2 separate regions of the Homo sapiens genome follow, and region 2 is linked to region 1. A link is a loop called in an ENCODE intact Hi-C map of the cell type or tissue named here. Cell type or tissue: gastrocnemius medialis. All regions are shown on one strand. Links, peaks and the distances in the headings refer to the core of each region. The heading gives the core; the rest is flanking DNA.

Region 1 (6,857 bases), core at 1,715-5,714:
TTAACTGAGAATGGCCCAACCAATTCAATAGAATGCACTACAGGCAGTTTCCTAAACAGTTACCTTTAAACATGAATATCAGCATGAGTTCAAGGAAGTAGTAAAGATGAAGTTCAAGCCAAGTCTATCAGATACCCACGTTCATTGTTTTCCTTTTTTTTTTATCTTTGAGACAGAGTCTTGTTCTGTCACCTGCCTCAGCCTCCTGAGTAGGTGGGACTATAGGCGCGTGCCACCACACCCAGCTAATTTTTGTATTTTTAGTAGAGAGGGGGTTTCACCATGCTGGCCAGGATGATCTCGATTTCTTGACCTCATGATCCACCCGCCTCAGCCTCTCAAAGTGCCGGGATTACAGGCATGAGCCACCACGCCTGGCCCATTGTTTTTCAACTACATCTTCCCCATTGTCACCATTTGCTTCTCATTGTGTTTTAGAGGTGGTGTCTGTTTTTCTTAACTTCCTACCCATTCTTCCACACCTGGCTCCCAGAGGACTTCCCTGACCACTGGAGTCCTCACCTTCACTTTCCGCATCCTCACTCCAGAGACAGTTCAGTTCTGCTTGTTGTTAGAGCCTGGCCTGTGTTGTTTCCTAGTGTGGGAATATTCAGGTCCGTCATCTCTACCATAAACTCCGGTGGTGGTTTTAAAATATGTTCACAAATCCTTGTCTCTTTAAAAAGTGGAGCCTAATTCTCCTCCTTTTGAATGTGGGCTGTACTTAGTGATTTGATTCTAACAATTAGAATGTGGCGGCAGTGACAGCATATATGACTCCTGAGAGTAGGTCATAAAAACATGGTGCTTCCTATCTTCCCGCCCCCCTCTCTCTGTGTGATCTTTTACTCTGGGAGAAGGTAACCGCCATGTCATGAGGACACTCAGCCCAATGGAGAGGCCCATATGGTGAGGAACCGAAGCCTCCTGCCAATGAATAGCCCTTGAGGTCTGCCAACAACTGCGTGAATCACTTACTATAGAATGAAAGAAATGTCAGACATTTTAAAATGCTAAGTCCTAAACCTTTTTTTCCATCTTGAAAGTAGATCCTCCAGCCGCAGGCAAGCCTCCAGATAAGTGCAGCCCCAGCTAGCATCTTGACTGAGGCCCCATGAGAGACTCTGAACCGGAACCACTTGGCTTCCTGACCCACAGAACTGTGGGAGGTAATAAAATGTTTACTGTTTTGAGCTACTGCATTTTAGAGTTGCACCACAGATAACTAATGTCTTACACAGGGTTGGTCTCCTAGTAGGTATCTGTTAAGTATTTGCCAGCCAATTGCTTTGACTGGGAAGAACAGTCTGTCACCCTAGGACATGGGAGAGCTTGGGAAAGGCTATAATTTGGACCTTTTAGGTGGCAAAGAGATATGAAATGGTGAAGGGCACAGCGTGATAGAATGGTGTATTCTTTTCCTGCAGCTGCAATAACAAATTACCACAAACTTGGGGGCTTAAAACAACATAGATTTATTCTAATTCTGGAAGCGAGAAATTGGAAATCAGTTTCACTGGCCTAAAGGCAAGGTGTCAGCAAGGCTGGTTCCTTCTGGAAACTCTAGATGAGAATCCATTTCCTTGCTTTTCAAGCTACCACAGCTGTATTTCTTGCATTTCTTGGCTCGTGGTCACTTTCTCCATCTCTCTCTGCTACTGTCTTCATAGCACCTTCTCTTTTACAAGGACACTTGTGGTGACATCTGTCCCACACAATAATCCAGAATAAAGTTCCCATCCCAAGATCTGTAATTTAATCACATCTGCAAATTCCCTTCTGCCATATGAGGTAACATTCACAGGTCCCGGAAATGAAAATATGGACATATTTGCAAGGGGCCGTTATTTAGCCTCCTACCACAAGCAGAAAAGCCTCGCTTCTTGAATCAAGACAGATTGGAATTCAAATCCTCCGATTAATCATTGTGTAATGTTGAACCAATAACATTAAACTGAGGCAAGTTTTTTAAATCTCCATAACAAAGAGAAAACTTCTTAAATGAATACTACATATAAATGCACCTGGCACTTAGTGGTTTTGTTTTTTTTTTGGTTATTCAGTTTCTAAATAAATGTTAGCTTTTCTCTGTCTTCATTGTATTGAGTAGCTAGGAAGAAAAAGATCCAGGCCAAGAAGGAAGAGGACTCAGAGGCTGTGAGACTTGTAACTAGTTTTATATGGCACTTATTGTTTACAAGGCAGTTTAATGTCTATTATGTAATTTGATTATTAATCCCATTTTACCAAATGAAGGAAACAGAGGCACAAAGGAGTTAAGTGATTTTACCAAAATCACCCTGCTAGTGTCAGAACTGAGTTTCCCGATGCTAAATCCTAAGTTTTTTCCTTTATATCAAATGTATTTGAGTAGAGTCTGCAAAAAAACGAGAACAGCCACCAAATAAAGCAAAGGAAATGAGAAAAGAAGGCCGACCAAATAGTGTATTACTATGAATCGGTGAAGGAGTAGTGCACAAAAGCTTTTAGAGGACAGAAAGGAAATGCAATTATAAGAAGATAGTGTTCCTCCGAGCAGGTCCAGGCTGGCTCTCAGGGAAGCAGGGAGAGAATGGGACTTACCTTCACCTTGATACGATCCACTCTAATTCCTTTCCTCTCACAAAGAAAGGCACAGAGAAGCAATGTGGAGAGTGCTCTCTGAACTTTGGGAATAAAAAACTTTCTGACGTGGCTAATCAGTTTGGCTTATCCAATGAGATACCATCACAGGAGTCAAAGGCGAATCTGGGGATGATTCTGGGAGGGAACAACATTGGATGGTACCGCTGCATGGCCTGTCTGGCTCCTGAGCGTGATGTGTTCTCCCTCTCATCTGCTAGATGGGGGCCAGACTCAGAAGGTAGGAGAGCTGCTCTGCTGGGGGCCGAGGTTGCAGTGAGGGGAGAAGTGTGTTACTGCCTAGGGTGAGAAATCACATCAATAATAAACACATCGCATATCCCCCTTCCAATTTGCAAAGCACTAATACCCTATATTTTTTTCACTTAGCCTCACAAAATCATGCTCATTTTACAAAAAAAAGAAAAAGGAAATGGATGAAATGAAAGAGCTACTACCATTTATTGAATGTTGAATATGTGCTAATCACTGGACAAGGAGGCTTGTGCCTTTGTGATTAGCACATACAAGGATCATATAAATGTAATCATCTCAATTCCTCTGTGAAGTACGTCTTTTTACCTCCAGAAGGACTTAAGATTCAGAGAGGGTAAGAGGCTTGCCCAAAGACCGCAGCTACCAGGTGACAGATCAGAATTCAAATGCAGGACGACGGCAAGATGCTTACTAGCAGATCATTTTAAACGAGCATGCCTGGCACGCAGTAAGCACTCCGTAAGTAGTGTCGTCTGCTACCACTGGTGTTCTTAGAAAGGCTCTGGCCCAACCCTATCCTAGAATCATCACTCCATTGCAGGCTTGACACTGGAACCAACTCTTTGCTCTGGAATTAGGTCAAATCATTGCTGGCTTCAGGCCCTTCTCCATTAAAAAACGTACCCATGGAGATAATGAATGCACTGAATTTCTACCAGTCATTACGCCTTGGTGTCAATCAGAAGGAATGTCCCATAGGAAGGCTAGGACTGGGCATTCCTCTCTACCTATCACATGATTCGATGAGCACAGGGTGCTGTGGTTTGATGTATAGAGTCTGCCTTTCTTAAAGGAGCCCTGATTGTGGCCTGGAGGGGCCTATGTGACATGATTCCCGTGAGGCCAGCCTAGCAGAGGGCAGGATGGCTATCTCTCTACTGTGGCTACAGCTGCCTTTGGAGCTTTCTCAGGAATCCCGGGTGTCCACTGATTGAACAAATGTACACAAACACAGCAGAGCCTGCTCCTGCCAGAAACAGACTCAAAGCTACAGCGACCAGTCCCAGAAAAGTTCCCCCAGGCCAGCTCAACTCCCACCAGCAGGGGTCACACCTGAGCAGCCAGAAGGGTGAGGGGCCCTGATAGTCTGGCCTACCAACCAGCAAACCTTTGTATGCTGCGGGTGAGGTCCATACTCAGTCAGCACATGGAAGGGGAACTGGAGGAGAACATTAAGCTGAGAGGAGGTCCTGGTGGGCTGGGGCCAACTCCCCAGGAGCAGAGGAAGCAGCCAGCAGCCTGGATGGGCAGAGGTGAGACCAGGGTAAGCTACACCTCAAATTGTGCCTCTGCAGGTGGCTACCAATGTCACCTTAATGAGGTGTCTCAGACAACCAGAGGCAGCTGTTCACCTGATGGCCCTTCCCGGCTAGTGGCAGGAGGCTATGTCACTTCCCCTCGAATGCCACCCCGGTCAGATGGCCAGATAGAAGCTGAAGTAGCCCTGAGTCAGTCCTGGAACCAGAGCCCCCACAGTGGGCACTGAACAAGGCCATGACCCGTCCCAGCTGAAAGGGTAGAGAGGGCCCTTTCCATAGCCATTTGGGTTCTGATTTTTTATTCTTTTCCTCTGGAAGAAGAGTCAAAGGACCTTCCTCAGCAAGGGAGGTGGTAGGAACGAGGGTGAATGTCACAGGCTGGGTTTGGATGCTTTTGTGGTATCTCAGAGTCTGAGCACGAGACATATCTGAAAAAAAAATCTTGAATAAAACATGGAAAATGAAGTCCACCTTCCAGAGTTTTTCTCATAGCTGGGAGTTGGGGCATCTGTGGCAGCTGACTTCATTTTCCCCTTAGCATCTGAGGTCCTCACAGCAGGCAGACCCAGCTAGACTTCAGATGACTCCATCCACAGGGGAACAGGATTCAAATCGCCTCCTGATAACCTCTGGGGACATTATTTTTCCCCCTTCTGGTTAATTTCTATTTCAATGTTAAGCAGAGACCCTTCTTGCCTCTCGGCTACTATCCCATTTATTAGTTTAATTTAGAAAAGGACTCTTTAAAACATTCCATTGAAATGATTATCCTGGACTGGGAAAGGAGCCCCAGCCACAGTGGGTGGTTTGTGTTGCTCGGAGGCCATGAGGCTGGCACTGGCTCCCCGGTGAGTGATGGGGACACACCCTGTGGCCCGGGGCTAGAGGACAAGGGCTAGAGCACAGTGCCCTGCACCTAGCTCCTTGATGGGTCAGAGCCCAGTTAGGCTGTGTGCAGGGGGAACAAGATGGGTGCACCCACAGATAGGGGGCTGAGGTGGGAGAGGGTAGGCATGGGGGGCTGACCCCAGGCAGGACCAAGACCTGAGCTTACAGGTACAGGGCAATCCCCAGGATGCCTTGCTGCCCTCAGTCTCCAAAGCAGGCGGAAATCCTCACCTGTGCTTAGCATTCCCCTACCTCTGTGGCAAGGAGTCCTGCTCCCTGAGGGTGACTACTTGGTCCCTGGCCCTGACTGCCCCAGGACAAAGTACAGAAAGGTCTGTTGAGAGTCAGCAGGTGAGGTTGGAAGAGGTAGGCTTTGAGGCAGACAGAATGAATCTAATTCAGACCCACCACTCACTGGCTAGGCGACCGCGGGCAAGTGAGTTAATTTCTTTATGACTGACTTTCTTCCTCTGAAAGCTGGAGATGATGATAGCTACCTCAAAGTATTTGGTAAGGAGAGTGTATGAGCGCAGGAAGAATGGCCAGTGAGGAGCCTGTCAAGTAGGTGCTCAATAAAAGTCCTTTTCCGCTTCCCTTTCCATCTGAGTAGGGCCGGGGGAGAGGGCCCAGCGCTCAGCCTGGCAGATTTGCTGCCAGCCCTATTGGTACCTGATGCTCTTTCTCTGAGTCTCCTACTTGAGGGGACATGATCCACAGGGAGACAGAGCCTCAAACCTGAGACAAGGCCAGCCTGAACAGAAGCTGGACAGATGCTAGGTATTCACTGGGCACAACCCCTGGAGGCCATGTAGGGAAGCACCCACAAGCACCCACATTTGCATGGTGTTCTATAAACCTCAAAGCATCTCGGCCTATGTTTCAGCATTTGCCTAATACCACCCTTTGAGGTAGATAGAGCAGGTATGCCCTTTATCTTTCTCATTTTACAGACGAGAAACCCAAGGTTTCAGCAGTTTCTATAACTTGCCCAAGGTCACAGAGCTAGTGAGATGCAGAGTTGGGGTTCAAACCCACTTCTTCCGGCCTCCAGTCCAGTACCCTTTCCACCATGCCCTGTTAACAAGCATCTTTCCACTGAAGCTTCTCCTGAGGCTGAGGAGGAGATAAGATTCCGTTCAAGGTTAACCACAGCCTCTGAGTTGGAAGGACTGGGGTGGGGGCTGACCTATCTGGACTGGATTGTTGATTTAGTGCTAGCTTGACCCCTTCAATTAGCTGCTGGACAGAGCCAGGCCCAGGAGAGATGAACAGCAGGGCTTAATGGAAATGGGGATGCTGGTGATGATATGAACAATCTGAATTATGGTCTCAATTTGCACAGAGCCTGATAGATTTGCAATAATTCCAAACCAGGTCAAGTGTCTGTGTCTCCTCTTTTGCTGATCTCACACAAGGTATCTCCATTTGTCAGGCTCCGACTCCCTCTCTCCCAGAAGCTGCCCGCCCCCTCTTCCCCCCTGCTTTTGCAAAGTTTTCTGAGTTCCATCTGCAGTACTCTGACCTGAGGGCACCTCTACAGCTGGGCCCAGAGGGACTGAAGCTGCTACTAGCATGGCACGGTCCTGGGAGCTTTGAGGACACCCACAGAGACAGACGGTGCACACCGAGGTAAGAAAAGGGTCAGCTCTCCATCATCCCGAGGCCTCATGCTGTGGTCATTTTTGTTTGTTTTGAGATAGAGTTTCACTCTCATTGCCCAGGCTGGAGTGCAATGGCATAATCTCGGCTCACTGCAACCTCTGCCTCCTGGGTTCAAGTGATTCTTCTGCCTCAGCCTCCCAAGTAGGTGGG
Region 2 (6,857 bases), core at 1,905-5,904, 89 kb after region 1:
TCAAATGTGTATGACAGCATTCGACACTTAAAGGAAGAAGCACATTTAAAAAGCTGGAATCGGCAGGGCGTGGTAGCTCACACCTGTAATCCTAGAGCTTTGGGAGGCCGAGGCGGGCAGATCGCCTGAGGTCAGGAGTTTGAGACCAGCCTGGCCAATGTGGTGAAATCCCGTCTCCACTAAAATTGCAAAAACTAGCTTGGCATGGTGGCAGACACCTGTAATCCCAGCTACTCGGGAGGCTGAGGAAGGAGAATTGCTTGAACCCAGGAGACGGAGCTTGCAGTGAGCCAAGATTGTGCCACTGCACTCCAGCCTGTGCAACAGACCAAAACTCCGTCTCAAAAAAAAAAAAAAAAACAAAAAAGCTAGAATCACAGTGGTCCTGCCCAGCAGGAGCTGGAGCCACAGATGAGAAGAGGCTGTTGCCAGAGACACAAACAAAGGTCACTGTAACCCTTTAGGTCCAGGGTCCCAGCCTTACCTGGCTGGTAAGTCATATGAGGACCAACAGTTCTCACATAAAACAGTAGAGCAGTGGTTCTCAACTTGGGTGAGTCTGCCCCCAACGTGTAAAGACGTTTTTGAGTCTCATGACTAGGGAAGTGCTACAGGTACCCAGTAGATAGAGGCCAGGGATGATGTGAAAAATCCTACAGTACACGGGCAAGCATCTTCCCTATCATAACAAAGAATTACCTGGCCGAAAATGTCAATAGTGGCAGGGTAGAGAAACCTTGTTGTAGAGAAAGGGAAAGAGAAAGAGAAAAAGGGAATCAGTGATTAATATAGGTCATAGGTGACATTCTTTTACTACTCACCCCACGCTTCCTCTGTGTGCATGTTAATATTCCAGGGCATAGGGATCATACTTTGCCCAGAACCTCAAGGGAGTTTTGTTGTACAGAAAGGGTTTAAGAATCTCTTTTCTAAGTACTTACTTATATCTCCCTACTTCTGCCCCAATCCCGAATCCCAGGTGACAACAGGTATAAAACACTCCAGGAATGCTTCTCCTACCACCCATCAATGTATTCTAGAGATCCCAGAGGGGCAGATTTTTTACCAAGGTCAGTTTCATCTGCGCAGAAAGTAAGAATGTCTCACATTTTCCTTACACACCTACTCTATATCTGTCAAGTCAGTATTATAAATTTTTTTCATTTGTCTATTCAACAAATATTTATTGAGCACTACTGCTTGTTATAATGGTAAAAAAAAATTTTTGAAAAAGACCAACAAGCCTGTTTTGACAAAGCTTATGACCTCTGGTTCTATGATTGTTGTCATTATTTTTATTATAGGCTATTGAAGCCAAGAAGAATTCACATTTCACCCAGGTCTTTCCCCAAGAATCTGTAGTTGCCTCAGATTATCTCCCACCCTGGGCCTGATCTGCTCAGAACCTATTAGTTGGAAGAAAGCATCGTGCAACATCCTATTGTTTGTCACTGTATAGAGGAGCTTTTTCCACAACGTATCCAGTGCTCTGTCCCGGGGTTATGAGTTGCCTTTCTGTTCTCTGCTTAGCCTGGGACTCTAAAAGGACGTAGAGGGAAAAAGCCAAATGCACTCACTTAAAATGAAAACAAAAGTGCCAATGTCCTTCAAGAGGTCAGAATACCCTTGCTGTAACTTTTAAAGGCCCCTTCCCCTTATATTCTTCCATGACCACCACAGGATGGAACGGCTTTTTCCTACAGGGTCCTAAGATTGTTCCACAGTGGGAGCTTCGAGCTTGAGCCAATGCTGAGCCTGCTTCTGGCTTCAGTTTATCTGGGAATGCCTGGTAACTCTGAGTGGCAACCTGCAAGAGCACTTCTCCATGAGGGTATTAGAAGTCGCCTGGGAAAGAATAGCAGGGGAATTGATAAGAGCTGTTGCAGAAGTCCAGTTTAAGGGAGAGACATCTACAGTATCTGACACTGCTCCTTAGCTCAACTTCCATTCCCTTTCCTTCTCATTCCTATGGTGGCGCCTCTGTAATCATTGTTACCTATTGGGCTTCCTACCATCTATTTTTTTTACCTTGTGGTCAATGTCATGAAATGGCATCCCGCTATCCACTTTATCTCAGAACACTTTATACTGCCATTTTGTGATTATAGTCAGAATTTTGGAATTTTTCACTTTCTTGCATTTATTATTCATTCAAACAGTATTTGTTGAGCATCTACTAACATGCTAGGCATTCTTTTAGGCACTTGGAGTTTACATTCATAGATATAGGAGTAACAGAAAATAAACAGATAAACATAGGTACAGAAATGTCAATGAAGGGCAAGGGATAGAGAGTGATGGGGTGGGGATCAGGGTTACAGAGAGGCTAGGGGAGGCTCTCTGAGAAAGGAAGGCACAGAAACTTGAATGGAGTGAGGAATGAGGTATGCAAAATCTGAGGAGGAAACATTTCACATGGAAAGAGCAAAGACGCTGAGGTGGGAATGTGCAAATGTGCAAAGACCCTGAGGTGGGAACCATGTGTGCATGGTTTAGGGCCAGGGTGGCCGGAGCAAAGTGAGTCCAGGGACACATTATGAAATGAGGCCAGAGACATAGGCAGAATACAAATCACATCACATCACATGAGCCACAGTAGGATCTGGATCTTATTTTGGGTTTTTCCCCAGCCACTGTGCACCACTCAAGGGCAGGGGTGAAGGAGCAGACTTGGGCTTAACCAGCATTGACTTTTTGCCACATGTGTAAAGGTAGGGTGAGGTTAATGGAATTAAGGATGTGCCTAGGCCTCAGGGTTGAGCACAGGCCCTCACTTCTTCTGCCCTTATGGTGAGTCCCCTCAGGACCTCCTTTCTCTCATGTCCGGGAACCTCAATTCAAGGCCATTGCAACCTGTCAGAGAAGTTCTAATACCATTGAACTTCAAAAGAGAAGGGGTTGGTCTAGGTCTCTTTTCCCAAGAAGCTCCTCAGCCCTTTGTGCACTCACCTCTTCCCCAGGAACCAGCTCTGCCCACCACAGAGAATAGGTAAAGGTCACAAGGACTGAGTTATCCCCAAGCCCCCAGGCAAAAGGGGGCCCCTCATGAGGAATTGCCCCTGAATAAACAAGAGCAGCTCCACGTATTCTGTCTCAGTCCCGCCCGCACTGGCCGAGACTTTGAAATGGTCTAGAGGCCCTGCATTAGCAGGTAGAAGTATGAGCTAGTAAAAAAAAGATGCCCCATTTGTTCCCCTATCTGATAGAAGCCATGGATACTTGGGTTGCACTCTTCATTTTAATAGTATTCAACAAAACAAACCAGCCGCTCTGCAATTTCATCAGATGACTTAGTCCTTGGCTTAAGGATATCGCCGTGCATGTGCAGAGAACAGTCAGAAGAACTGGTGCAAAGGAAGCTAAGGCTTGGCTTTGGCAGAGGAGATGAAACAGATGTGGCAATCATGACACTACCAAGTAAAGCATTGGTGGCATGTGTATGATTGATAGGCTGGTCCCTAGAAAAAGCAACTGCATACAAGGTTGGCTCCAGTGCCCTGGCTCATAGCTCTGCATCCCCAGCCAGACAGCTGGTGTGTGGGCTCAGGCCTCCCTTCCCTGTGAGGGCTTTACCTGCCCTGCCTTCCCTGCTGTGTCCCTCAGCTCCCCTCCTCAGCCCCAATCAAAACCAATTTCCACTTCTTCTGAGCACTCATTGGAGACTAATGCTAACCTGATAAATTAATTCAAGCTAATGCAAATTATGGTTTAATATGTTACCCTTCCCAGACAACATTTACATTTTTAAAAGGAGCTTCAGTTCCTTAAATCTAAATGAATGGATATCGTGGGAATGTCAAGCCTTGTGGCAGGCAGTTATGGAGACTACGGGAAACAGTAGTAGCACCTCTCTGGGCCCCTCTGAGGTCAGATGAGAAAGGTTCCATCTGCTCATTGTGATTATCAGGTATCTATGGGCCAAGAGACACCAATGTCAAACTTTTCTCTGAAACCAGAAGATTTCTATTTTGAGAAAACATGCTTTTAATGTACTTGGCTATTGCCTATATGACTCTAATATATGCAGATGAGATACTTCTGTGCAATCAAAGTAAATCTATGATAGTGGTTTGCTTAATTTCCCCTTCTGCACCAGGAAATATGAGTTCCTGGAGGACAGAAAAAGACAGAAGAGGAGGCATCCACCCATCATCAGCCCAGGAGTCCTCTGACTGGGACTATTCTTTAGCCAGTGGAAACAGCAGCCTGCTGCCGAGGCTGCTCCAGGGCCTTCTGTGTAGGTCTGGGTGGCAGGCAGGAAGGTATCAGGTGAGGTCTGCTCCAGCTGCCTCTACTTCTGGGAGAAGCAGAAGGGAGACCCAGGCTCCCTGAGGACCTGGCTATAGAAAGCAATTCTGTACCACATAACCCCCACCTCGCCAGTGTTTTCTGGGGTTATGTGAGCCTGTGCATCAGTGATATGGTTTGGCTATGTCCCCACCCAAATCTCATCTTGAATTGAAGCTCCCATAATTCCCATGTGTTGTGGGAGGAACTCGGTGGGAGATAGTTGAATCGTGGGGGTTGTTTCCCCCATACTGTTCTCATGGCAGTGAATAACTCTCACGAGAGCTGATCGTTTTATAAGGGGAAACCCCTTTTGCTTGGCTCTCATTCTCTCTTTGCCGCTGTGATGTAAGATGTGTGTTTCACCTTCCGCCATGATGTGAGGCCTCCCCAGCCCCATGGAACTGTGAGTCCATTAAACTGCTTTTTCTTTGTAAGTTACCCAGACTCAGATATGTCTTTATCAACAGCGTGAAAATGGACTAATACAATCAGGGAATTAACCTTGGTGATGTCAACGTTTGTCGTAAGGATCCCAAAGCCTGAGGCAAAGACGGTAGACACAAACAATAGCTCCCCTGCACCCCCACTTCTCTCAGCTTTCCTTGGTGTGTGAATGAGACAAAACCTACCCTTCCGTTTTTCCAGGCACTAACTGCCTGCCCACACATCCCAAAATGGAGAGAGGCTAACCCCACTGCTCCAGAGAAAGCAGATGTCAGGGCAAAGAGGATTACTGCCCAAGACAGCCTACAGACCCTGACAGAGACCCAAATACACTTACCCTTTGAGAAGCAGGCCAGGGGTTGGTCACAATGACAGTGTCCTCCAAGGCTCACAGTGACTTCTGTGGCCTCCATACACTCTCACCCATTCATTCATCTGTTCATGCAGTTATCCACTACTCCTTAGCTAGAAGAAACTGCAGGCAGCCCTGCTCCAGGACACAACCGAGGACTTCCAAGAGGAGTGGGACACATCCATCCCCCAACTGGACATATTCCGTGTGACCCTTGAGTCAAGGCATTGGTAGTACTGTGAGGAATGTGTTTGTCTTTGGGGTAAACACAAAGCCCAGCATCTCCCTACAAGGAGAAAGCAAAGAGCTGCCACCTGGTTCCCAGTGAGCAGTGGGAAGCCAGAAGCATCCCTCGCTGTCCCCCACTCCAGGTCAGTTGCCTTGCTCCATCTACAAACACAAGGATCTCCTGAGTTAATCATCCACTAAATGTCTCCATGCTTCTGGAACTTCAATTACAGCCCCCTCTGCCCTCAGGCAGACGCTGCCACCGTGCAAATGCAGTTTAAATCATCATGCACATTTTTTTCCCCTGTGCTTCCTCATACTGGTACTGTCTTCCCACCCCTACATTTTTTCAAGGGCTTGTCTTGCTGTCATTCCACTCCAAGTCAGCTTGGCACACTGAGGTCCCCTCTAGCGCACAGCCCTTCTGAAGTCTCCCTGTGAAGCCTGCTCTTCATGCATACTCTTGTCTCAAGGATTCTCTCAGGTTTCCGATTTCCACCTCCCTGTTCTCAGCTGCTGATATTTGCTTCAAATCCCTTTCTTGCATTCTGCTGCTCCCAAGGATTCAATGCACTGAACTGTTCCTTGATGCTCCCGCCCACTCATTCCCCAAAATGTGGACAAACAACCATTCTGTATCTTGTGCAAAACACAGACGTTGGCTCCTCTTGGGTCTCACTTCTGAGCTGAAGGTCTGATTTCCAGGGGCCGCAGGTCAGGCCACAGCCCAGGCCACAGCTTCACATAAGAAGGGGGTACACACTTGCCTGTCATTCCCTTCTTTTTTGCCTGAAAATGCAAGTGAGAGCATGAGTACTTATTGTGTTTGCTTTATTTCCTCACTTCCAAGCAAATCAGCCTCCTAACTGCTGGTCACAGTATACTCTAAGAGCTTCTAAACTGTTGCAAAATGTTCAAGTACACTGGAAACAGGTGCCTAGGTATATCCTTTGACTTTCTTAGAGCTCAGGAGTCCTGTGGGAGAGACAAAGGCATTAAGGGTCAGATAGTTCTGCTTTGGAAACTCCAGCTGGCAGAGTTGGGCAAAAACAGAGGAAGGTGACTGCACACTGGCCAGAGAGACAAGGAGCCATGGAAGTTGACAATCCAGAGGAGGTCAGTGATGCTGCACCCATGGGCAGCATGGGCAAAAGCAGCTTGAGGCCGTCTGCAGCACCGGGAGGCACACCCACAGTGAATGGGACAAAGGGGCAATTGGAACCATGTGAACTGGCTCTGGTTAAACATGAAACCAACATCTGGGAGCCATAGAGTTTCTGCCTTTGGACTCAGAAACTGGTGGGGGCTGGGGGATACTGAGGCTGGACATGAAAGGGTCCCTGGAGATTCCCAGGAATACAGTAGCTGTCACAGGAGGACTCTTGAGAAAATCCGAGATTCCTACCACTAAGTATGTTGGGGCATTGTACATTGAAAATTTGGGATACTCTTGTGAATACAAGATATCAAAACTCCCCAGTGAGTAATGGGTAAAGCCTAGGACATACTGATTACTTAAGAATGAATTTTTTGGCCGGGCGTG

What was found. Peaks named below come from ENCODE experiments on the same cell type or tissue, not always from the same donor. Only the 100,000 strongest peaks of a DNase experiment are listed, where the experiment ranks them.
Region 2: it touches region 1 in a loop (4-fold over the local background); 2 of 110 quality-filtered maps call a loop at or near these places.

The regions. Positions count from the first base shown.
Region 1 is chr11:112,552,982-112,559,838 of GRCh38, reverse strand. LINC02764 (long intergenic non-protein coding RNA 2764) reads left to right here and starts at 4,037. Exons shown (of 4, transcript NR_104155.1): 1 at 4,037-4,162; 2 at 6,478-6,674. In gastrocnemius medialis, for the core only: a CTCF peak has its summit at 3,938 (motif pointing right); a DNase peak (open chromatin) is centred at 4,024.
Region 2 is chr11:112,464,502-112,471,358 of GRCh38, reverse strand. LOC107984389 (a long non-coding RNA gene) reads right to left here and starts at 6,407. Exons shown (of 3, transcript XR_001748387.1): 1 at 5,072-6,407. In gastrocnemius medialis, for the core only: no CTCF peak of the experiment used is centred there; a DNase peak (open chromatin) is centred at 3,458; H3K27ac peaks cover 896 bases.